Regions from separate parts of the Homo sapiens genome. Here all the other regions are linked to region 1. A link is a loop called in an ENCODE intact Hi-C map of the cell type or tissue named here. Cell type or tissue: CD4-positive, alpha-beta T cell. All regions are shown on one strand.

What was found. Peaks named below come from ENCODE experiments on the same cell type or tissue, not always from the same donor. Only the 100,000 strongest peaks of a DNase experiment are listed, where the experiment ranks them.
Region 2: a loop joins it to region 1, with 9 times the contacts of the local background. A loop is called at or near these places in 110 of 110 quality-filtered maps.
Region 3: a loop joins it to region 1, with 10 times the contacts of the local background. A loop is called at or near these places in 40 of 110 quality-filtered maps.

Annotation. Positions count from the first base shown.
Region 1 is chr12:1,787,477-1,795,476 of GRCh38, reverse strand. ADIPOR2 (adiponectin receptor 2) reads right to left here. Exons shown (of 8, transcript NM_024551.3): 8 at 6,803-8,000. It overlaps CACNA2D4 (calcium voltage-gated channel auxiliary subunit alpha2delta 4), which reads left to right. Exons shown (of 38, transcript NM_172364.5): 37 at 96-178; 38 at 1,718-3,514. The coding sequence ends at 1,822. Among named protein-coding and RNA genes, the nearest start is that of LRTM2, 29 kb to the left of the region's middle. In CD4-positive, alpha-beta T cell, CTCF peaks have their summits at 3,993 and 4,192 (motif pointing right); DNase peaks (open chromatin) are centred at 3,686 and 4,176; H3K27ac peaks cover 607 bases.
Region 2 is chr12:1,649,556-1,657,555 of GRCh38, reverse strand. No RefSeq gene overlaps it. Among named protein-coding and RNA genes, the nearest start is that of MIR3649, 6.8 kb to the left of the region's middle. In CD4-positive, alpha-beta T cell, CTCF peaks have their summits at 4,338 and 4,580; a DNase peak (open chromatin) is centred at 4,535.
Region 3 is chr12:2,580,149-2,588,148 of GRCh38, reverse strand. It overlaps CACNA1C (calcium voltage-gated channel subunit alpha1 C), which reads right to left. Exons shown (of 47, transcript NM_000719.7): 14 at 6,352-6,559; 15 at 5,207-5,327; 16 at 3,532-3,646; 17 at 2,653-2,773; 18 at 2,245-2,314. Among named protein-coding and RNA genes, the nearest start is that of CACNA1C-AS2, 88 kb to the left of the region's middle. In CD4-positive, alpha-beta T cell, CTCF peaks have their summits at 4,761 and 4,969 (motif pointing right); a DNase peak (open chromatin) is centred at 4,948; H3K27me3 peaks cover 2,443 bases.

The DNA of each region.
Region 1 (8,000 bases):
ACTGGTGGCACCAGAGCAGGTTCTTCCAGACCTTTTTCCAGTCTGCAGAATGGGCTCCGGTCCTGAGATATTGACCTTAACAGTGGCTTCTGCACATAATGCCTCTGTCAAATGTGACCGGATGCGCTCCCAGAAGCTCCGCCGGCGACCAGACTCCTGCCACGCCTTCCATCCAGAGGTGCGGGTTGAGGCGGATCGAGGGTGGGCTGGATTTTCATCCCCAAACCCTCTGTGCCTGGGTCTGTGCCCCTGCAGACAGGAGCATATAGGGATGCCAATGAACACACCTGTGCCTGTGCTTCTCGGGGGAAACATTCGCGTTTATGCCCTGTGACACTGTGATATAATAAGAAACAGATCTTTATTTAGTCTTTGTCCTGATTCCTGGCAAGCTCCTAAAACGCTTGTTATTTCCTGATTAGGGTGATAGGTGCATCTTTTGTTATAGTGTTTGGTCTTAGTCCCTGGTTCCTTCACAGGTGCCTCTAAGACCCTTGGAATGATAGAGGTATCTTTGTATGCTAATTAGATGACTGGTGGCTGGGGGCCCTAGACAGGATGAGAGCTGGCCACAGGAAACACCAAGTTAGGATTAGAGGGTTGGGACTTTTGGCTCCAAGCCCCTGGCTTCTGGGAAAGGAAGGGGGCTGGAGACTGAGTTGATCACCAGTGGCCAAAGATTTAATCAATGATCATAATGAGGCCTCCATAAAATCCCCGAGCCACTGTGTTTGGAGAGTGTCCGAATTGGTGAAAGGGTGTGGGAGCTCTGCGTACCCCGTGCCTTGGCCTACGTGTCTCTTCCACTCAGCCGCCTGACCTGCGTCCTTTATAATAAACGGGTCATGGTGAGGGAAGCACCTTCCTGAGTTGAGTGAGCCACGCTAACAACTCACGGAGCCTGAGACAGGCTCATGGGAACCCTAGATTTACAGCCAGTCTGTCAGAAGGACAGGAGACCTGGGGCTTGCGATTGGCATCTGAAGTGACGGCCACCTTGTGGGACCGAGCCCTGTAACTTGCGAGCTCTAATGCTAACTCTCAATAGTGTCAGACTTGAATTGAGTTTCAGGACAGACACCCAGTTGGTGTCCAGAGAGTGGGGTGGGAAAAACCCTTCACATTTGTTGAAGTGCTGGTGTGAAAGCACAGCAGAGCCCCTGTGTCATTAAAATACGAAGTCAACCAGGATCCCAAGGTGCTTTAACGAAGAGCCACGCTTCCTAGGGCTTGGGCCCTAGGTGAATTAGAATGCAGTTTTCCCATCTTGTCCTCATTCCCGCTACACTTAGTTCCGAATGATCGAGCAATGTGAGGGGGCCGTCACGTGGATAATAGTCATAGTGGCTGGTACGGATCCAGAACCCAGACCCAGGTGTCAGGCCCTGAGCCGGGTGCTTCATACAGTCTGGTCTGCTGGGACCAGAAACCCCCATCAGAGATGCTCCCAGAGTTGAGGACATTCTGAGAGGATGACCTCGCAGCCACTCCAAGCCTGAGGGCAAGCAGAGAAGGCCGGTGCCCCCCTCCCAGGCTGAGGGGCCAGCCTTTGCTTTTCCCCCAAAAGGTAGGGGCCTAAGAGAGGTAGCAGTGCTTCCCCGGCTTTCCAAAACTCCCCTTTCCCCAGGATTTTGGCCCAAATTAGTGGTGGAAGCCCCTCCCTTTTTGAGGGTCCTCCTCTGAGCGCCGCGCTGTCACCTCTGCTCTGCGTTCGCAGGAGAATGCCCAGGACTGCGGCGGCGCCTCGGACACCTCAGCCTCGCCGCCCCTACTCCTGCTGCCTGTGTGTGCCTGGGGGCTACTGCCCCAACTCCTGCGGTGACACCACCCAGCCTGACCTGTGTTTTGGCAAGGTGATCCTTCCAGAGCCATCCCAAAAAGTCAGCACTGACATGGGATGCAGCTAACTGCAGTTGGGTCGCCCCCAGGCCAACGCTCCTCTCAATCCTGGGCTGGTGGCCCCTGGCTCCGGAGAATGCTGGATGGAACAGGAAACCAATCACCTGGCACCACTTTCAAGATGCTTCATGGTGCCCGGTACCATCTGCCCTAGGTCTCAACATGAGCATACTTCTGACCTAACCTTCCTGTCTCCTCTTCGGGAAGCCAGCGTGAGCTCAGCTTGGACCAAGACAAAATAATTTAGTTCTTCCTGTACTCCAGAGTCCAGACCCAGCCAAGAAAGGGTCAGTTGTTTCTGACCCTTTCTGTCGGAGTGGTCTCTGGTAGAACCCAAGGACTTCTGGGTACTGAGAAGCAGCAGCAGAATGAGGCCAAATGCAGAGATGAGGCTAAGGCAAGAATATGCCCCAACTAAAGCATAGATTCCCCAAAGTGAGGCTCATGGTGGGAGGCCACTCACCTTCCTAGCTGCTGCTCGAAAAGGTTTTGACTGTGTTGGGGTGGGGGTTGGGTAAGGGAATGGTCAAGACTGAGAAAGGAATGAAATCCATTCAGGAAATATCGACAGGGCTACACGTGATGTCCCCAAACTGCTGCTATTGAAGAACTTCCCAAAACTTCTTTACAAAGCCCTAAAGGAAAGTTTGCATCTATGAAAAGCCAATAGGCTGAGACATCCAATTGCTGCATGGAAATTGATGTACATTCAGGGGACGGCAAAAATAGCTGTAAAATAGTGAAAAAGAGCAGTGGTTGTGCTCTTTTCTGGCCAATGATTTACAAAAGAATCTACTTGACTCTGTCCCTGGAGTGAAATCCTTAGGGTTGGAACTTGTGGGAACATTCCAACTTGCTAAGCAGGGTCCACTGGGAGGGAAGCTCTATCTGGGAACTCACCCCCAGCGCACACACATCTCCCCCAGGGTCCCAAGGCCCCGCAGCTTCCTCCCCCGACCAAACCCCAAGACCTGGATCCCAGGAGACAACAGTCTCCACAGTGAGAGCAACATTAAGGGCAAAGCCATGGAGAAATGTGGGAGAGGCCGGCCTCAAATCTTTCCATTTAACAAACCCCAGTGATGGGTATGGACAGCATGCAGGGCTTTTGGGGCGCTTCCCCCCGCTCCTCCATCACCCTCAGCCTCCACACTTCAAAGTTCAAGTTCAAAGCTGTTCAAGTTTCCTACCAGCAAATAGCCCTAACTTGCCTCTAGAGTAGGCCAAATGCCAACTCTGTAAAACACACTTACATTATCGGTTACAGAATGTCACTCTTACCGTCATGTCTTGCAACAACCCTGTGAGGGCAGTATTAATGCCCCCTTACAGCAGAAGACACTGCAGCTCGAAGACAGCTTAAGTGGCAGAATAATGCTAGAACAGCTAAGGTTTACATGTACCAAATAACATGTTTCAGCTCATTCCATCCTCACAACAGCCCCCTGAAAGTGGGTACTATCATTAGTCCCATGTTATAGAAACTGCAGCAGAGTTGAAAATTGCCTCCAAATTACCGGAAGAGTGTATGAAGATTGAATGTGATGTATTCACGTAACATGCTTGAAACTGCCTGGCATATACTAAACGCTAAATAAATACATGCTAACTGCGATCATTACATTACCTTGTTTCATGGAGGTGGGGACAAAGAAATTACAATTTAGATGCCAGGAACAATAAGGTGTTCAACAGGCCCAGCAGGGTTAAGAAAGCAGCAAGGAGCCCTTTCTAGCCCCTGGGCTGCCATCACTGAGTGTCCCAACCATGTGTCACGAGGCACCACCTGTGCGGCACACAGCAGGGTGAGCACTAACTCTCGCCCTGCCACTTCCTGCCAAGGCCGTGGCCGCCCACCTGCCGTTCATTCTTTGGCATTAAGGCACATTCTGACCTCCAACTGCATTTGACCCCAACTACCAACTCACAGACACCAAACAGCAGTCTCTGTAGGACCATAACCCAGTGTTATCTTTTGGAAGGGTTATCATCCCCACCCAAACAGGTAGAGCACTTTCAGGCAAATTTATCAACTCTTAAAAAGCCAAGCTTAGGAAGCTGGAGCAGCTTCTGGCCTGGTTTTGTCTGCTTCCTCTGGGCCCCATATCTCTGCATGGCCGAGGGGAATCCCTTTCAAGACCATTGGAAGGAAAAACCATTTCTGATAAACTAACCTTCTCTACCTTGGAGAACAAAATATTCTCATAAGCTTTGCCTTTGAAGGTCAGAACGATTCCTCTTCTACTTTTAGCAGAACCACTAAAGGACAGCAGGTGGCAGCCTGGCTCACTCTAAAGCCCATCACCTGCTCTCGGACGCATGAACTTGGAACCTAAGTCATTTGATAAATTAGAATGCAGAATTTTGAAATCTTATGTTGTACACCACCTTTGGAGGACCAGGAACTTAAGGATGCTGTCAGATCTTCCTTCCTCAGTACCAAGGATATGTGAACTACTAAATCCACATAATAATGTTGTGTATTTTAATAGAAGAGCTTTCAGGGAAAATGCTTCAACCACTTCATTAAGCTCAGTGAAGTTGTGGTTCGGGGGCGGCGGGGAGGCAAGAAAGTGGGCATATCATAAGGCCAGAAAAGTAAATGAAGTCCACAAAAGGACGGAATTGGAGCGAGGGTTTGGCAGAAAACCCAGCCAATCACTATGGGAAGTTTGAGGAAATTATCTATAGAAACCACAGCATCTCAGCGTGGGCTCTAGAGGATGTATCGTTGGCCTCATTTTAACAGAACACCGAGGCTAGACAAGCAAACGGCCACTTGCCCATGCTACATGGCAAATGGCACAACTGAGATCTGAAGCTACCCTTTTCATTTCCAGGTAGTGTAGCAGGGTAGGGACGGTGGGACAGTAGGATGGCGGTGACAAGAGGCCATCGCACGTGACGCTTCCTTCCTGCCCCATGCCATCATAAGCAGCCTCTACATGAGTGAGACAGGCTGCCCTTGTTTCACCAAGTCAAACAGCTGAAGGCAGAAAAGATTTGTACATTAGATAGGGTGTTGGTGGTGGGTAGGGAGCAGTGCTGGCTAGCAAATGGTTCATGCCCTCTGAGGGGAAGACAAAATGAAACACTACAATTGAAGCCAAATATTCAAGAAGATGTTGTTTCTGGGATGATTTTAAAGTAACATTGCCCAGAGGGTTCTCTAGGCACCCAGAGCCTAGCACGCTGTACAGTCAGAATCCAAACTTGTCCTTATCTACTTCCTCTACAACCACATAACATCACCTGGGTATCAGGAACCATACAGACACTTTTTTTTTTTTTGGGAGATGGAGTCTCGCTCTGTCACCCAGGCTGGAGTGCAGTGGTATGGTCTCAGCTCACTGCAACCTCCACCTCCCAGGTTCAAGCGAGTCTCCTGCCTCAGCCTCCCAAGTAGCTGGATTACAGGTGCCTCCACCACACCCAGCTAATTTTTTGTATTTATAGTAGAGACGGGGTTTCACCATTTTGGCCAAGGTGGTCTCGAACTCCTGACCTTGTGATCCGCCCACCTCGGCCTTCCAAAGTGCTGGCATTACAGGCGTCAGCCACCATGCCCGGCTCAGATGCCTTTTGGGAAGAGACGAGGAAAAGACAAGTGGGTTATTAGTAGGCTTCAGCTAATACTGTTTGTCAAAAGCAGGGAATGATCCAATGTCTATGCCCAGGTAAGGTATGGGACACTCTAAAGTTAAATCTATACTTAAAAATGAGAATTCAGAATGAACATATTATCCTGATACTGGAAATGCCCTTCCAAAAACTAAATTTACCTAAGGCAAAAGGGTTGGAATTCCGTTTTTTTTTTTTTTATTTCAAACACCAACTCGAACCAGATCCTCTTCTTATATAGAAGGGACTAGGTTAATGAACCCCAAAACCTTTAAGTCAATGTATATGACACTGTTTAATCAGAATAACAAATACAGAAAGGTTTTCTTAAATTTTCTCTTCACTCTTTTCTCCAATACAGTGCTGGCACTAGAGTCATTCTTAAACTTCCTAAGCTTCAGTTTCCCCATCTATAAAATGAGAGTGAAAATACTCCTGAATGGCTCAGAGGGTTGTGATTATGATCATATGACATCGACAGTTCTCTAACACATCCCTTGGCATCAAGTGTTACATTAGAGACTATTTTTTTTTTTCTCAGACAACATGACTTTATTACTGGAAACCAACTAAGAAAAAATTATGATTAGGAGGAGAAAACAGCAAATGGTCGGGGTAAAAAACCAATATTCAGCAATCAGTAGCTTTCACCAATCAAAAGAACTTTTAGAAGATATAATTGAAGACAAAATCCTATTTATAATAGCAAACAACAGCAAAAGCAAGGAATGAACTTAGTCAATGTGCACTGCCTGTAGGAGATGGCCTCGTGATCCGCCCGCCTTGGCCTCCCAAAGTGCTGGGATTACAGGAGTGAGCCACCGTGCCCAAAAAAATAAATTTTGTAATGTTTCACTTAACAAAAGAGATACATTCTGAGAAATGTATCATTAAGTGATTTCATAATTAGTTGATTTCGTTGTCACGCAAACATCATAGAATGCACTTACACAAACCTAGATGGTACAGCCTACTACACACCCAGGCTTTATGGTAGAGCCTATTGCCCTTGGCATTAGAGACTATTTTTATAAACTTCAATAATAAATAAGAACTGCCCCTTAGAGCTGCTCTCCCCTCCATTCTAAACCTGGTGCAACTTACGAGGAAAGCTTGAGTTAGGAAACAGGAGTTGGGCATAAGCACTTTGATTTCTGCATCCCGAAGGGGAAGTTTCCAAAAATTTCTTAAATCACAGTGTCTAAATTAGAGCTTCAGAGAAGTGCCAAAAGCCAAGGGGAGGTAAGCTGAACGGCAATAAAAAAACACACGACAGGTCATATTTCATTTGGTTCTTTTTATTAGAAACTGAGAATACAGCAAGTAGGGAAATCCCACATCAATGGAACCATCACACAGATGCCTTTCTGGAACCCCAACCTTCTATGATCCCCAAAAATGTGCTTTGTGGCTTTAGCATAATTTATAAAGGGGAAGAGGGAAAATACTGAAAAAGGCCACTATTTAATGGTGAAAGAATGAAGCTGTAGAGGTCCCAACCAGCCTAGGGCCAAAAAAGAAAATTAAAAATCTGCACAGAGCAAGCAAGCCTCTGACTGCTGAGAGTAAGGCATTCAGGCGCCAACCTGGTGAGAGTTCTCAGCGAGCACTGTCAGGTCAAGTGCACATGAGGCTGTTGGTAGTGAGCTGCACGTAGACACACACATAGAAATGGGCACATGCCCACATACACACCCGAAAAAGGGAGATTTTACTGGATTACACATCAGTGATGTTAATTTCATTTTTCCTAAGGGTTTGTGCTATGTTGAACCAGATCCTTCCAGCTTTGGGGTGTGGGTGACTGCACCCAGAGGCTGCTACTTCTGTTGGTGTTGTGACAGGGCTGCACCTATACGCTGTATCCCAAAGTGCATGACCGAAGAGCAAGTCTGGCTTCTGATACGTGCTGTTGCTCCCAAGAAACTAAGTGGGCTTCTGTCCAAATGGCCACTGTCCTGCTGGACTATGCTTTCTCAAAGGGATTAATACTGTTCTTTATTCTGTCAGGCACTGCACCAGTTCATCCACTGAGTCTTTTGCTCGGTCCACCTAGCACCTAGGACAGTGACCTTATCCAGAACCAAAACGTTCAAGTTCTTCTCAACTTCTACACTGGATTCTTTCTTCCTAGATCCCACCTTTTGCTGGAGATTGCAAGGGCAAGGGAGGAAAATAACTGAGAAAACTCTATTGAATAAATAGGAGACCCTTCCCATATTCCCAAACACCTACTGAGGACGCCAGTCCCCATGCTCAGGACCTCCATATTTAGTTCTAATACCCACAACCCCAGGATATAATGGAGTCATCCCAAGTCTTTGATGACAGTAACCTAAGACTCGAGCACTATTTTGGTGGTTCACCTATGGGCCAAGATCAGAATTCCATGAACCAGATCCTTTCCCCACCACTTTCTCTGACACCGTATCAGGTAGGCCTGTGACATGAGCCATCGTCTTGTACCTCACTCCCTGGCA
Region 2 (8,000 bases), 140 kb after region 1:
CCAGCCTGGGCAATAGAGTGAGACCCTGTCTCTACAAAAAAATGAACAAAATTATCTGGGCATGCTGGCGTGCACCTGTAGTCCTAGCTATTGAGGAGGCTGAGATGGGAGGATCTCTTGAGCCCAAGAGGTCAAATCTCCAGTGAGCTATGATTGAGCTACTGCACTCCAGCCTGGGTGACAGTGAGACTCTGTCTGAAAATAAAGAAATAAATAAAGCAAGCCAAATTTCTCTGCCCATCAAAGAGTCAAATTGACTTTACAGATTAGCAGAGTTTTCACTGTGAGTTCTTAATTCAGCATGCAGCCCAGGTTCCCAAGTTCAGGACTGCTGAAGACAGCCCCTGGGGACTTTCTCAAGAGAGAAGGAGAAGCCCCAGCTGGATTCCGGGCCGGTCCTAGGGCACAGCCAGCAGCCTGTGTGCAACTGTGTGGTTGCCGGCTGTTCCCTGCTCGGGCCTGCATGGGAGCCAGCGACATTCAGTGGCTTCGTTCGAGATACGATCTTTCAGGTCTGTCCAGATTTGTGAGCTGCATGATCTCGTGCGGTCTGATTGCGAGGCTGTTTGGATGCACGTAGCCTCTTGTGCATCTCTCCAAAGTTGCAGAACCAGGTCACAGATGCAGACCAAGCTTAGGGCTTGGGTTTGCCTCACAGAACATTCCCTTCCTCATCTGACTGTCTAATGCTGGTCCAACTGACCACACCGGAGGTTAGAAACAGATCCGGGAAATTAAGTTCACACATTTTATCATGTGGGAGGATTTAAGGATGGACTCTGATTTTAGTCTTTTGCAAGATGCTAATCCAGGATAGTTTACCATTCCTCCATTCCTTCCTTTTCCCAGGTCCAATCTTTTTTTTTTTTTTTTTTTTTTTTTAAGAAATAGAGTCTCGGGCCAGGCGCGGTGGCTCACGCCTGCAATCCCAGCACTTTGGGAGGCCAAGGTGGGCTGATCACGAGGTCAGCAGTTTGCGAGCAGCCTGGCCAATATGGTGAAACCCCATCTCTACTAAAAACACAAAAAAATTAGCTGGGTGTGGTGGCGCGTGTCTGTAATCCCAGCTACTCGGGAGGCTGAGGCAGGAGAATTGCTTGAACCAAGAAGGCAGATGTTGCAGTGAGCCAAGATCGCACCACTGCCAATGGAGAGAGACTCTGTCTCAAAAGAAAAAGAAATGGAGTCTCACTATATTGTCCAGGCTGGAGTGCAGAATGCAGTAGTTATTCACAGGCACGATCGTATCACACCACAACCCCAAAGCAATCCTCTCTCTCACCTCAGCCACCAGAGTAGCTAGGACTACAAGTGTGTGCCACCACACTCACTCCAGGTCCAATGTTGAGTGGGTAGATACTGATGCTTTACTCTGAATCCCCATCCTTAGACCTCTAACAGCCTGAGGCCCTGGCTACATTTCCTCTAAACCCAGCTCTGTCTGCAAATGGCCATGCCACTGCATGGAAGGCTTGGTGTAGTCAAATGTAATCACATATCAACAATCCCCTATTATAGCTGCTAAGCAGAATCACCCAAGGCATCTTTTTAAAACACAGAGTCAATCCCAGACCCCACCCCAAATTGACTCAATCAGAATCTCAAGGCCTGGGCCCTAGGAATCTGATGTTTTTTCAATAGAGACAAGGTCTTACTATGTTGCCCAGGCTGGCCTCAAACCCCTGAACTCAAATGATTCTCCTGCCTCAGCCTCCCAAAGTGCTAGAATTCTAGGCGTGAGTCACGGTGGCTGGCAGACTCTGAATTTTTAAATCTCCCCAGATGATTTGATTTAGCCAGATGAAGGGATGGAACCAGTGCCTAGAATGCATGAGCTCCCTCCTTACCAGCACCACAAAAGGGGAAAAAACCCACCTCTGTCCCCACTGCCACACATTAGGTAGCACTTGAGACTCCTCAGACCGAGGTAGCCAGGTGCAGCCCAAGCTCTGCGCCACACCCAGTCACCCTCCCTCTCCCATAACATATGAACACCTCCTCCCATCACCTGGGCTCATTTTTCTCTGAGCAGGTAGAGACTGTGGGGCCATGAGGAGTCCCAAGAGCTGCTCATTCCACCTCTCTCATCTAAGACCCACATCCCTCCACTCCCCTGCTCTGAACCCAGAAGCCCCAGGCGGGAGCTGAGTCACAGAAAGACAGGAGTCACTGCTCCTTCCCTTGCCTCCTCGGTGGGTACACCAGGAAGCGAGCACTGCATTCTCCTATGGAATCCCAATACCTGCTTCTGCTTCCTACCTTCTGTCCCAGCAGAGCCTCTGGTAGAGTCCCCTGTTCCAGCACGACATGCAGTTTCAGTGCTGTGCCTGGTGGGACTGCATCGCCAGCATGTCACAGGGCCAGGGCCACACTGAGTTTAGGGATGGGGCCTTTGAGAAGCTGAAAACATGTCACTTAATTCAAATATATTTACGGTTGTCTCCTTGTGATAGGAATTATGCATTTGTGATGGAGTTGAGTCCTGGCACAGAGATCAAGAGGCCGGAAGAGCAGATTGGAAAAGGGAGTTCAGAAGCTTAGTCCATGGTCCTGTCCGCTCAAGATCAGACATGCTTGGAGCTCTGCTGAATTTTAATCTTCACTCTTATTCAAAACCATTGACTCCTAACGCCTGGGAAAGCCAGTGGAGAGAGGGCTTCCCTCTGAGTAAATTCGAGGGAAGCATGTGGTAGAGAATACCCATGGCTGTCTTGTAAAATGAAGCCCCCAGGCACCAGCTCTAAATTCCCTACCGAATGTGACTTACTCATCTAGTTCCATCGTCCAAGGCCCCAGTTTTCTCTTTGCTTCAATATGTACATCAATATACTATCTTCAACTTTTGTAGCATTTTCTATGCTGTTTAGCCCTGTATGCATTATCTGTTTCCTTTTTTTTTTTTTTTTTTTTTTGAGACAGGGTCTCACTGTAACCCCAGGCTGGAGTGCAGTGGCACGATGATGGTTCACTATAGCCTTGAACTCCTAGGCTCAAGCAATCCTCCCACCTCACCCCCGGCCAGTAGCTGGGACTACAGGTATGTGCCACCATGCCTGGTTTTTTTTTTATACAGGGTCTCACTGTTACCCAGGCTGGAAGGAATGCAGTGGCGTGATCATGGCTCACTGCAGCCTCGAACTCTTGTGCTCAGGTGATCCTCCCACTTTTGCCTCCTGAGTAGCTGGGACTACAGGCAGGCACCACCATGCCCAGCTAATTTTTTGTGTTTTTTTAATAGAGACAGGGTCTCACTATGTTGCCCAGGCTGGTCTCGAACTCCTAGACTCATGCAATCCGTCTACTTCAGCCTCCCAAAGGGCTGGGATTACAGGCATAAGCCACTGCATTCAGCCTTTTTTTTTTTTTTTTTTTTTTTTTTGTGGAAACAGGGTCTCACTGTGTTGCTCAGGCTGGTTCAAACTCCTGGTCTCAAGTGATCCCCCTGCCTCAGCACCCCCAAAATCTTGGGATTGCAGGCATGAGCCACCGCACCTTGCCTGTTTACTTTAGATTTGGGATCCCCAAGTTCCCCCTGCCATATGCCCCTACCAAATGAAATCTCTCTAGTCACTCTTCTCATTCAACATTCATGGTGGCAAGACGAGGAAGATTATTGTACACTCCCTGAGACTTAGAAGGAAATGGGCACCTGTTATTTCAGCTGACCAGATTCCTTACCCAGAAATCCACCTGAAAGAGGTCTGGAGTCAGCATGAATTACTAGCTGTGTGAGGTGAGGGATGCCGCTTCACCACTCTGAGTGTTAGCTTTCCCATCTGAAACACGTGGATAATATTGGCTACACTGCAGAGGCCCTGAGAGGATTACATGTAATGTATGTAAAGCAGCTGGTACACAGTAGTACTCAATAAATGGTAGCTATAATTATTACTCACCTCCTTCATCATAATCTTCAAGCATGAAAAGTACTGTGGGTGTCTTGAGGGTCCAGCCGAGCAGGACAAGGCATTCCTTTCATGTTTTCTTTCCTAACTGCATTGCCCTCCTCACTCATTCTTTTAAAACTAAGTAAAATAAGACTGACCTAATTCTTCCCACATTTATCCAAATGAAAAATCTAGAACTCAGCTTTGCTGCTCTCCAGATTCTGTTTTCTGCCATCAATCCGCAAGGACACACCACCCAACTTTTTTTTAAATTTACAATTTTTTTTTGAGACAGAGCCTTGCTCTGTCGCCCAGGCTGGAGTGCAGTGGCATGGTCTCCACTTACCACAACCTCTCCCTCCCAGTTCAAGCGATTCTCCTGCCTCAGCCTACTCAGTAGCTGGGATTACGGGGGTGCAGGCTACCACACCTGCCTAATTTTTTTGTATTTTTAATAGAGATAGGGTTTCACCTTGTTGGCCAGGCTGGTCTCGAACTCCTGACCTCAAGTGATCCCCCCCCCCCCCCGCTTCGGCCTCCCAAAGTGCTGGGATTACAGGTGTGAGCCACCGCGCCCAGCCAAAAAAAAAAAAAAAAAAATGTTTTTTTGAACCAAGGTGCGGGCCAGAGCTATTCGGCTAGAACTGAGAAGATAGCGACACTGTGTGGTCACATGCAGAACTGCAGACCAGTCTGGAGTGGGTTCCAGGCTGATCATTTGCTCCGACCTAAGGCCGTGATATCTGTCAGATGAGACGTTAGGTCCATTAAAAAGTTTACTTGCATGTTAGAAAATAAAATGAGGAAGGAAACATAGCACCTAAAAAGCGTGAGTGTAATTATTTCCTATTTCACAGACGTGTCCTGCCTGTCATAGCATTCAAGGTCTATATGGCTTTTGCTGTCAAAACAAAAAGGACAAAAGAAGGCCAGCCACAGGGCGTAAGTCAGTTTTCTTTCTTTCTTTCTTTCTTCTTTTTGAGACAGAGTTTCGCTGTATTTGCCCAGGCTGCTGGAGGTGCAATGGTGCCATCTCAGCTCACTGCCACCTCCGCCTCCCGGGTTCAAGCGATTCTCCTTGCCTCAACCTCCCAAGTAGCTGGGATTACAGGCACCCACCACCACGCCCGGCTAATTTTTGTATTTTTTAGTAGAGACGGGGTTTCACCATGTTGGCCAGGCTGGTCTCGAACTCCTGACCTCAGGTGATCCGCCTGCCTTGGCCTCCCAAAGTGCTGGGGTTACAGGCGTGAGCCACCACACCCGGCTGTAAGTCAGTTTTCAAATGCCTGCTGGGTGCCCCCAAGAGCCGTGGAAGATTTGCAGAAACATCCTGGCAACCCTTACCCCTCTCAGGTCTTACTTTTTGGCATGCTCAGACCTTGAAGAATGAGGAAAATGTATGAAGGAAGCAATTGATACTGTAGAGTGGTCCTGTCAGAGGGAAGATACCTTTAAATCATCCACAGGGATGACTGGCCTTCAAATACAGCTCAGTATTGAAAAATGAATGCACCTGCAGGGCAGAATACCAGCCAGGGGCTGTCACTGACTCTAGTCTATTCTCTGCTTCTTAGCAACTTGGCTGCCTGAACCCTGCAAGGTAGATGAATGGGTGTGTGTCCTATCCTGGGTTATTCAGAGAACAGAAGCCTTCCTCTTCACACTAGTGGGCTCAGGTTTTTCCTTATTTTAGACAATCCTCAGGACTTGTTCCATAATTATGCATTTTCACAGATAAAAGACTCCTCAGTAAAGCTATCATGAGAATTTCCAGAGTAAATACTTAGGGGTCTCATTCACACCAACTGGATTATGTGTTCTCTGGATCTAACCATCCGCCGAGAAATTTATGAGAACGTGAGCAGTTCCTCTCACCTTGATGAGTTCTTCAGCCCCTCCACTCATTGACTTGAACTGCTGCAAAGTCATGCAATGGTGGACAGAGCCCTGACCAGAAGCCCCTCCTGGGAATCTGGGACAAGGACCAGGAGAGATTCAGAGTCCCTTCCTGGGGCTGGAACTGTGAGAGAGAGAGAGAGAGAGAGAGAGAGAGAGAGAGAGACCTCAGAGGAGAGAGGAGGAAGGGAGAGGGATCCAGAGGTGTCCAGGTCAGCTCCTGAAGACCCTGGCGTCTTTGAGACTCTTGGGACCCTCATGTCATACTCCTTCTTCATAATCTGACTCAAATTGGTTTCTATTACTTGCAATTTTGATAGAACAAATGATATGATGGACCACGCAGTTAATCACATTATGCCTCAGTTTCCTTGTCTGTTCATGAAGAAACATCATTCATTCATTCACTCAGCAAATATCTATTGAGTGCTTTCTTTGTGCTAGGCACTGTTGTGGGTGATGGCAGACATAGCAGGGAACAAAAGAGGTATCAAAACTTCCCTTATGAAACGTAACTGCTGCTAAGAAGTCTCTGGAAATAAATATACGAAAGACGTAACTTCCAAATCAGGGACCAGCCGAAGAGCTGGCTGACCCAACAGGCAGAGCACCAATATGGAATGAGGCCAGGGTCACTTCAAACAGTACTCACTCCTTTTGGCTTTACAGTGAGATTGGATCAAAAGGGTTCACCTTTTCTATAGTGTCTGTTCTTTCACGTCTTTCCTTGGGTCCCTGCTGAAGTCCCCTCCTGATATTCTGCTGAAAGCCTCCCCACCACCCGGTTTCCACACCAGCAAACCCTCTCTTGCCCCGAGTGATTTGAGTCTGTTTCTTTCTCTCTCTTTCTCTCTCTCTGTCAATACTGCAGTTTCCTTCTGGCTTTGGCTGTGAGCAGCTTTCAGTCTATTTTCAGTTCTCCTGTGGAGCAGCAGATAATACACATACATCTGTAATTCTTAAAATCTCATTGGAACCATCCCTCCTCCCACCCAGTTGTTTATCACAACGACTTAGAAGGCCTAAATTAACTGATTCAGCTCTGTCTTCTACTGCTGCTTCTGGTAGGGCTGCAAATGAGCAGCATGAAGACCAAAAGGCCTGCAGCAAGAGGGAGGAAGCAAGGACTGGAGAATCTACGTGAGGAATGCCCAAACTCTGCAACAAGCTAGAAAATTAACTGTGGATGGCTTCAGTCTTCCACACTGCCTGACGTCTGATCCTCACTGCTGGGCCCAAATCTTCTTACTTCAGAGAAAAATGGGCAAGCTCCCATACTTCTTATGTAAAACCAGAATTAAAGCACCCACCCTTTACTTACTGTTTTAGTATAAACACAATGCAGAGATTCTTACATAATAAAGAACTAACAGTAACACTTAGCAACCATGGCTCACAGCCCTTCTCAGCTCCCCAACATTCCTTCTAGAGATATGAAGCCTGTCATCACCAGCCAGGCAGAGGACAAACATTTCCAATAAAGATAGACAACCCAGGCTCTGCAACGTCTCAGCCAGAAGTGTTGAGTTGTTTTTAATTTTTTACATACTCCATGCCTCTGGTGCCTCTCCACCTCCACCCCCAAATTAATGAAAAATACTCATTTCCAGACACACACATAGAGAGACACACACACACACACACACACACACACACACACACACACAGAGGTTCTCCCAAAATCCACCTGCCCAGTGTCAGTGGTGTCTGGCAATGGAGCAGAGTGTTTCAGATGGAAACACTATTTTCCACACTCTCGGGGTGGTGTGGCTCTCTGCCAAGGAATAGGCTTGTCTGATAAGCTACTGCATCTGTAAGATCTCTATCTCATGGAGGACATCTTGCTAGTTCCTAAAACTGCAGGGGATGACGGAGCTTAAATACGATACTAATGATTAAAGAGAGGAAGCAGGGCAGAATTTCCAAGGCAATAGCCAATTTGAGGTTTCAATACAAAGAGCAAGTTTTGTTTCTCACCTCAAAGGATGGAGAGTGGAAGAGAACAAAATGGGCTCTCCAAGTAAGGACTTTGAATCCAAGTTCTGGAGAATTTGTCCATGATGCTTGGATGAATGGAAGCCTGCCCTAACCTCAACCATACCTGTGACTGCCTTCCTATCCTCCCATCCTCTAGCTGTCCATCTGTCTTCTTATTAAATGGAGGCAGTCAGGCATACCTTTCTCTTAATTTTTGAAGATAAGGCAAAGACAAAT
Region 3 (8,000 bases), 790 kb before region 1:
GATCTTCGGAGGAGTCTCTGGGAACTTCTGCTGCACCTGGCACTAAAGGATCCAGGAGCTGACTGTGGAGGCAGGGAAGGGAGGAAATGGGAAGGCAGGAAGAGCTGGGAAGCACAAGCTAACTTAGCCTTTGGGGGCAGAGTGATGTGTGGGGCCACCAGCTTTAAGAGCATGCTGCCCTTTGGACCTCCTGGATGAGGACCTGGAAACCAGGGATAGTGCACAAATGGGCATGCTTGGGGCTGGCTTCAGAGGCCGGAGTGGTGGCTGGTGTACGTGGTGGGGCAGTCAGGGCAGCCTCAGGGTATGGACCAGAGGTCTCAACACGAAAGTAAAGAGACACATGTAACCAACAGAAATGACGGGGAGCGGGCCGTACACTCAAAAATCTCAAGAATCCTGAGGCCTCAGCAGAGGGTGGGAAGAGCTTTTCAGCTGGAAAGCGTAAGCATCCCCCAGTCCTCAGAGCCACTGGGTAGCTACGTGAGAGGCATTTCTAGGATGGCCGACCTGGTGACAAAATCCTCATTAGCCCTTTTTTTTTAAAATTAACATTCTTCTCTTTGATTTCATTAGAGCAACAAAGAAAAGAAAAGCCAAGAGTATAGATTAATAGAATTTGAGATTTTTGTTGAAGATGCAAGAGGTGTATCTGCCGTACAGGCCTGGCTGCAGCTGGGTGCCTGTGTGAAAAGACCCTCATGCTAGATCTGCCCTGTTGTGTGTGCAGGGAGGCCCATCCTGGAGGCTGGCCCCATGGGAGGGCTCTTCTCAGGGCTCTAAGGAATTTGTTTTATTACTGTCTTTCATTTTAAACCTTAAAGATTTACACAAGAGTACAGTCTCACATACTAAACCTCATATATATAACCAGCTTCAACAACTTTGGACATTTTGCTAATCTTGTTCCATTTATCTTCTCTGTCCCCATTTTTTTTTTGTTGGAATATTTTAAAAGCAAAGCAACTCGTAAACATTTAGACTCTGGCCATAAACACTGCAGCAGTTTAAAAACAGAACTACAAAATATTATACCAACAAGATTAACAAAACTACTTTCAATCATTTAGTTCCCAGTCCATATTCAATTTCCCCCATTTCCCTCTAAAACGTCATTTTAAAGTGTATTTGTTGCTTCAGGATCAAGGCAAGATCCTCCCATTGCATTTGTTCAATAATTCTAGTACGTCGTTGAAATTCCCTAACGGTTTCACCCTAGAAGGGGTTTTAAGAACTTCAAAGCCTTAATGCCGGGCATATGAAAACGCCCTTCCTGTTCTTTCTATCCAAGCTCCAGGAAACCACATCCTATTCCCTTGCAGGAGGAGGGGAGTGAGGATGGTGTGACCACAGGGAGTCTGGTTCCCAAGGATGCCTGTGAGTGTTCTAAGCAGAGAACCAGCGGAGGGAAAGCAAAAAGGGAAACCGAGCTTTGCTCATAAATGTAGGAGGTTCTCAGCCACCTAACTTGGTGAACAACCCAAATATAGCCTAACCTACAGGAACAAGGAAATGTCAGTAAAATCAACAGTCCCTTGATAGCATGTTATTGACTTCAAGCTTGAAACTGGCGATAATATCTGCAATCCTAGGTCAGAGGAAGGCAAGCCCAGGCCTTGCACAGGGTATGGGATTTCAGGGAGCAGGGAAGTGAAGCCTGGAGGGAGGACCTCTGATCTCTGACATTAAAGCTCTTGAGAAGCAGACTGCCTGCCAATTTAGGTATCAGATAGAAGCATAAAAAGATGGAGTCAGTAAGCGCGCCTTTTATAATGAGACCTGAAATCATTGCCTAAAGCAACAAGTGGGACATCTGTGGTGGCAGCTGTCCCTGCACTCGGCACTGCCTCCTGAGTAGGGGCAAGGCAGACTTGGGATTGACTATTAATATTAAGTGAGCATAATGTTGCAACATATGCCATACTAATACATTATATAAATTAATGATGATTTTACAACATGTAATGTAACAAAAATTTAAATGTACACTGAATCCAACTTGGAAAGGACACAAAAGCACTGCTCAAATGTGATCTCATTATGAGGAAACCAGAAACAAACCTGCCTCCCAGATGCTGACTGATGATGCTTAAATATAGAGATAGAAGACACTCAGCAGTGGAAGGTACTTACAGAGGGACACTGGAACCATGGTCCCTAATATATGGCCACTCCCACGTGGCTTTAGAATTTAGATCTCTGCCCCCAATCTCCCAATCCCAGGTTAGGCAGTGGGACTGGTACCTGTAGTTTCTGGGTTGGGGTAGGGGCTCTTATCCTCATTTTCATTGGGCTGGAGGTCATCCATGTTGATCTAGACAGTCACAGGGGAGAAGGGGGAAGAATAGTTAGATACGTCCCCAAGTTAAGAGGCTTGCAGTAGCCTTGAAGTTGCATTTTAGTCAGTGACTTAGCTCAAAAATAGGTACTTGTCACTTTGCATATCTCCTTCAAGACATCAGCAGATGGCTGGGATCCAGCCAATCTGCCTTATCTTCCCCCTCCCAGCTCTCCTGTTCATCCCCACTGGCTTTCTTTCCACTGGGTGTCTTTCTTTCTCTCCTCTTCTCCACAGGGTTCTGGCCTGGGAAGGCTGTGGCCCTCCCTCCCCAGCACCGGCCTCACAGCTCCAGGAAGGAGACAGCTCCTCACCTTGGTGGCGGGTGGAGACTCTCCGTCAGCCGTGATGGATTTCAGCTCAATCTTCTCCTCCTTGGATTCCCCCACTGCCGGCTTCTCCACCAACTCTTGTTTCTTCTCTGGGCTGGCAGTCCTGGCCAGTCAGCAGCAGAAAAAAATAAATGGCTGTTTACTGGAGTGATAGGGAACAGTGTAGGAGGGAACCGCCCTGTGGCCTGTTGGGGCCAGAGGGGACAGATCCCCTGGGTCTGAGTCCATCTTCCTTTCTCCAGGACGCTTCTCGTGTGCAGCTCAGTCACAAGTGCTATGGGGCTGAGCTACACCTGCTCTGCCTGACACGCAATTGGCCTCTTGCAGCTCCAGAGATGCCTGGGTCGCCAAAGCAGAAAAGGATGGTGGATCTCATCTAGGATTGGCTCCTGGAGGAGCTCTGCTCAGTGCCCGGCAGCTGTGTGGCCTGGAACTGTCCCGTCTAGATAATGATAGGATACAACATAGGGCCCCGTCTTGCCTTCCTAACACTGGAGATGAATTATAAAGTAGTGAGGAGGACTCCCTCTGTAAGCTGGAGCTGCGTTTCCCAACTGAGTGGTTACCTTTCTCTCTCCCCACCCTACACTCCTGCCACCTATCACAGCTTCTCAAAAGATAATCCCAGCAGGTGGAGAATATGACACCATTGCAGAGATTATTATAATTCATGATGGTCCCTACCAGAGTGATGCTTAGGAATTAGGAGAGAGGCCCAACTTAGGAAGCCCCAAACCCAGAGTCCTCCTAGGAGGGAGAGCCAACAGAGGCTAGCAGTCAAGCCTCTCTCTGCCACCAGTGGGAAGACATTCCACAATGGGAGCCCTGGAGCCCCAGGCCTGGGCAAGCTTAGAGGGTTACCTGGCCAGCTTCTTTCTCTCCTTCTCCTCTTCCTCCTCCTTTTGGGCAGATGTGAGGCTCTCAGCATCAGCCAGGTTGTCCACAGCAATGGCCAAGAACACATTCAGTAGGATATCTGTTTGTGTCCATTCTTAAAGAAAATGACCCTTGGTTTGGGGTTTTGGTGGGCACAGGGGCACGGGGGATGTGGGGCGTGCAGGGTAGAGCTCCTCAGCAGAGAGAGCTTGAGGGGGAAGCAATTTGAGGGAGTCAGACCCCAACAGTGTTCCTCCCCTCCCCTTCCTCCCCATCACCCTCCTAGCTACCTGGAGCTATCAAGAGGGATGAGAACAGGCTAGCCTGCACACTGGAGCAGGCGGGAGGGAGGCAGCAAGCCCTGCCTTGCACTTTAATTGCTGGGTTTCATGATTGCTTTCCCTGCTGAGATGACTGGCTGTAATTGACATTATAAACAGCATTGTCTCTAGCAGGATGCAGAACGCTCTTAAGAGCGGTTTATTATAACTGGGCGCTGAGGGGGTGGCTTGGTATCTCTGCCAACTCTTAATGTGAGCCTGCACCCACGAAGACCCTTGGAGGGTCCATCTGGAGCCAGCCAAGGCTTGGGAGTTCCCAGTGGAGACAGTTCTTTGCCCTTTCTCCTCCCCACTCCACCAACAGAAACACTGTGGGTCAGAGAACTGCAGAATCAACGAAAGCATAGCTGGAAGGGGGCTTTAAGTCTGTGAAGTCTGACCCCCGGCCCCAGGCACCCAGACATTCATATCATTTCACACACAGGGAAGCCGCAGCAACCCAGGCTGGGGAAGAGGGGCTTTGTCCAGGGTGGCTTCTGAATGTGGCAGAGGCCTTGCATGCATGATCCCATGAAAACTCCCAACGACCCTTTATGTAGTAGGTTCTATGATTCCATTGCCACATTTTACAGACACTGAGGTAGAGGACCTTCAATCTGCAAGAGGTCATCCAGCTGGGAAAAGAGGAAACCTTGTCTGCAGGCTTCCATGACTGTGTTTTCTGCACTGCCTTAGCTGGGACTTGGCCCAGAGCTGTTCCTATGTTACCCCTGGCTCTGGACGTGACTCTCTCGGGGTTATGAGCTGGGGAAGAGAAGCAGCACCCGTGGCTTGTGCCCTGGAAACCTGCCCCAGCCGGGATCAGGAAGGAGCTTTTGGGGCTGTTTGAAGTCTGTGCAGCTCTGCCCGTGACTAAAGTCCTGGAGAGCAGCATCAGAGAGAGGGCTGCTGACCAAAAAGCAGGAGGAGAGCTGAAGGTCACTTGAAGGACAACGGCTCATCCTCCCTCCCGGAGCGTCCCGCCTCTGAGCAGACGCCGCGGCCCCAGGGCAGCCGGCCCGCTCCCGCGCGTCCCTATCGCAGGCGGTGTGAGTGGCCGCACACGCCGCAACGCCAGGGGGCGCCGCTCACCCAGATTACGGCGACAGCCCGCCCGGAGCGCGGCGCCGCTGCGGGCCCGGAGGGTTCAGGAAGGTGAACCTCACCCATGCCAAAGCTGCAGGTTTCCACCCAGACCCACCTCCGCCGCCATGGGGTTCTAGGCTGGGTGGTGTGAGCCCGAGCAGGACCGCCCGGACCTGAGGGGCGTGCCCGTTTGGCACTGTGCTGCAGGCTGGGGGCTGGGGGCCGCAGGGGTGGGGGGCAGCAGCAAAGGATACAGTTTCCACAGATGAAGAGGATGATGAAGTAAATACAGACTAACATCCCTGGAAAAGAGGGGCCGCCATAAGCCATGATCCCATCATACATCACCGAATTCCAGTCCTCCCCGGTCAGGATCTGAATGACACATTCCCACCAATAAGGGACACAGCGTTAGACCAACAGCAAACCCAAAACCACCCTGCCCTGCCCCACTACGTCAACAAAATTGTCCAAAATTTCCCTTTCACTTCTTTCCCTCCTCCTGGCCCCCAATTCTCCTCCCCAGGGGCTCTGAGCTATTGAACTGTCCTTAGACAAAATGCCTGGCTATTGGCATAATATTATTTGAAGGGTGACTAAAAGGGCTTTTTGGCCCAAAGATCTCTGACTTTCCCCACACATGCTTGAGCTGACCGTCAGCCATTCCTGGGGGTAAGGCGTCAGGACCCTTTTGCAGTTGTGTGTTTGCTGAGACAGCCACAGGCTACACCAGCTTTCCCCAAACATTCGTCACTGGGGCATCATCTTCAAGACTTTGACAACATCTACATGTGATTCATTTTTACCTCTCAATCGATCTGCTTTTAAACTTAAATAGATGCCACTTTGAGTTTGCCCTAAGCCAAAATATCTATGAAATCACAAATTTGATGGGCTAGTAATATTTTTTTCAAGAGACAAGCATGGTAGGAAAGCCAGGGTTTCGTCACCCTCCCCTCCCCCAGTAAGAGCAGTCTGCTTTTCTTTATGTTTTGGGCTTTCATGGAGAATTTAAGTAAAGGATTCCATGGATAAGAACGATTTTTTTTTTTTTTATTTGAGACGGAGTCTTGCTCCGTCACCTAGGCTAGAGTGTGCAGTGGTGCAATCTTGGCTCACTGCAACCTCTGCCTCCTGGGTTCAAGAGATTCTCCTGAGAAGGCATTTTTAAACCACTTATATTGTTTCCCCTAATGGTCCACCCACTAGTGGAATTCCATGGCAGATGGGGACAGGGAAACTACAGAAAAAACTCAAGACTCTCCCGGGCATGGGCTCTCCAGGGCTGATCTAGGATGGCTGTGGCTGCCCGGTAAAAGGGTGCAGCTTCCCACACTCCTCCCACCACCCCGCCACTCAACCACCCCGAGTCCGAATCCCAGCAGAGAAGAGTCCATACCTGAAACACAGTGAGGAGGGACTGGGGGAAGTTATCGAATGTGCTCCTCCGGGTCTGCATCTCATCAAAGTTGAACTTTCCTCCAAAGAGCTGCATCCCCAGGAGGGAGAAGATGATGATGAAGAGGAAGAGGAGAAGGAGCAGGGAGGCGATGGAGCGCACAGAGTTCAGCAAGGATGCCACCAGGTTGCTCAAGGAGTTCCAGTACCTGAGAGCCAACAGGAGGGAGGTCAGCACTCTGCCCCTTGCTGTCCTCCCCATCGTGCCTCATTCTCACAACTGCCCACTGCAGGTTCTCAGAGGAGCTGCCACTCTATGCTCTTTTTCCCTGCCCGTGGGGGATGCGTGTTGGTGGTGGTGTGAGTTGCCACCCTGGAGGGAGTTAATTCAAGGTCTCAAGATGATTAATCTGTTGGGGAAGAGAGGGGGACAGTGGTCAGAAGCCCGCGACCTAGCTCTGCCGGCTACCTGCTGCATGTGCCTCTGGGCAAGACATTTCACTTCCCTGCCTTCTGCATCCCCATCAAAAAAATGGAGATTGTTGTAGCCCTTGCTTCATTAGGCTATGGCAGGATTGCGTGACATGATCCACCTTTCCCCAAAGAGCCCCCTGTAGAGTGCCTGGCACATAGTTGATAAAGGTTGGTAATCATTGTTGTCACTGTTGGTCTCTAAACAGAAAGAAAGCTTTTTTTCCCCCACCATGAATGCCAGTCTGAGCTCAGCCTATAGGCAGCAGCCTTCTAGCAGAGGCAGGAATTAGGTCACCCACGGGTAAGAGAGAGTTCATGGCTTGGTGGTTTCCCAAGTTTACGCTGTCCTAAGAATTGTTTCTTTAAGGGCCTTTCCTCTTGAGATTGTGATTCATTAGCTGTAGTTTGGGGCCCAGATATCTTTGTTTCTAACAAGCATCCTACAGGATTCTGATCAGCAGGTGAGTCTGGGAAATCCTAGATTATAGCAAACCTGTCACACCCACTGGGGCAGCTCAAAGCACGAGTCCTCTGAGTGGGCAGGAGCTCGGTCCTGAGGGGACATGGGCTTTCAGTGGGATTCCTGGGGAGGAGGTCCCCACTCCTTACAGTCCTGGGGCCTCTCTCCACTATAAATACAGCGATCCTGGGAAAATCCCTTTCTCATGACAAAGTGGGAGGGGGAACCTACTAATGACTGCTGGATGCAGGGTGGGCACCTGTGTGAGGGTCAGCTCAGGACCAGGAAGTGCACCATGGCAAAAGGACATGGCCCTGAGGGAGCAAGAGCAAGAACAGAACAATCTCATTTCCCTCTGGCCCCCTCTGGCCCACCTGCCTCCTAGGTCACTCCCTTGAGAGATTCCCAGCTCATCACCAATCCAGACAGTGGATTGCTTTTGCTGCTTCAGTGAGTGACATGCAAGCCACTCCCATTGCAGCCACAGCCTGGGCTCATCTCTGCAGAGAATGGTTCCACACCAAGGGACAGAAGCAGAGGGGTCATAGTTTGGATGGCAACATGAACTCTTTACCAACCTGCAGCCTCGAGGGCACCTTTGGCCTCCACAAATCCAGCTTTTCCTTACTTCTATTTTGCCTGCCAGCCATACCCCCTCTGTTGCAGAATATTAATATACATCTATTTGTATCTGTTCTATACAGTCTTGTCTCACC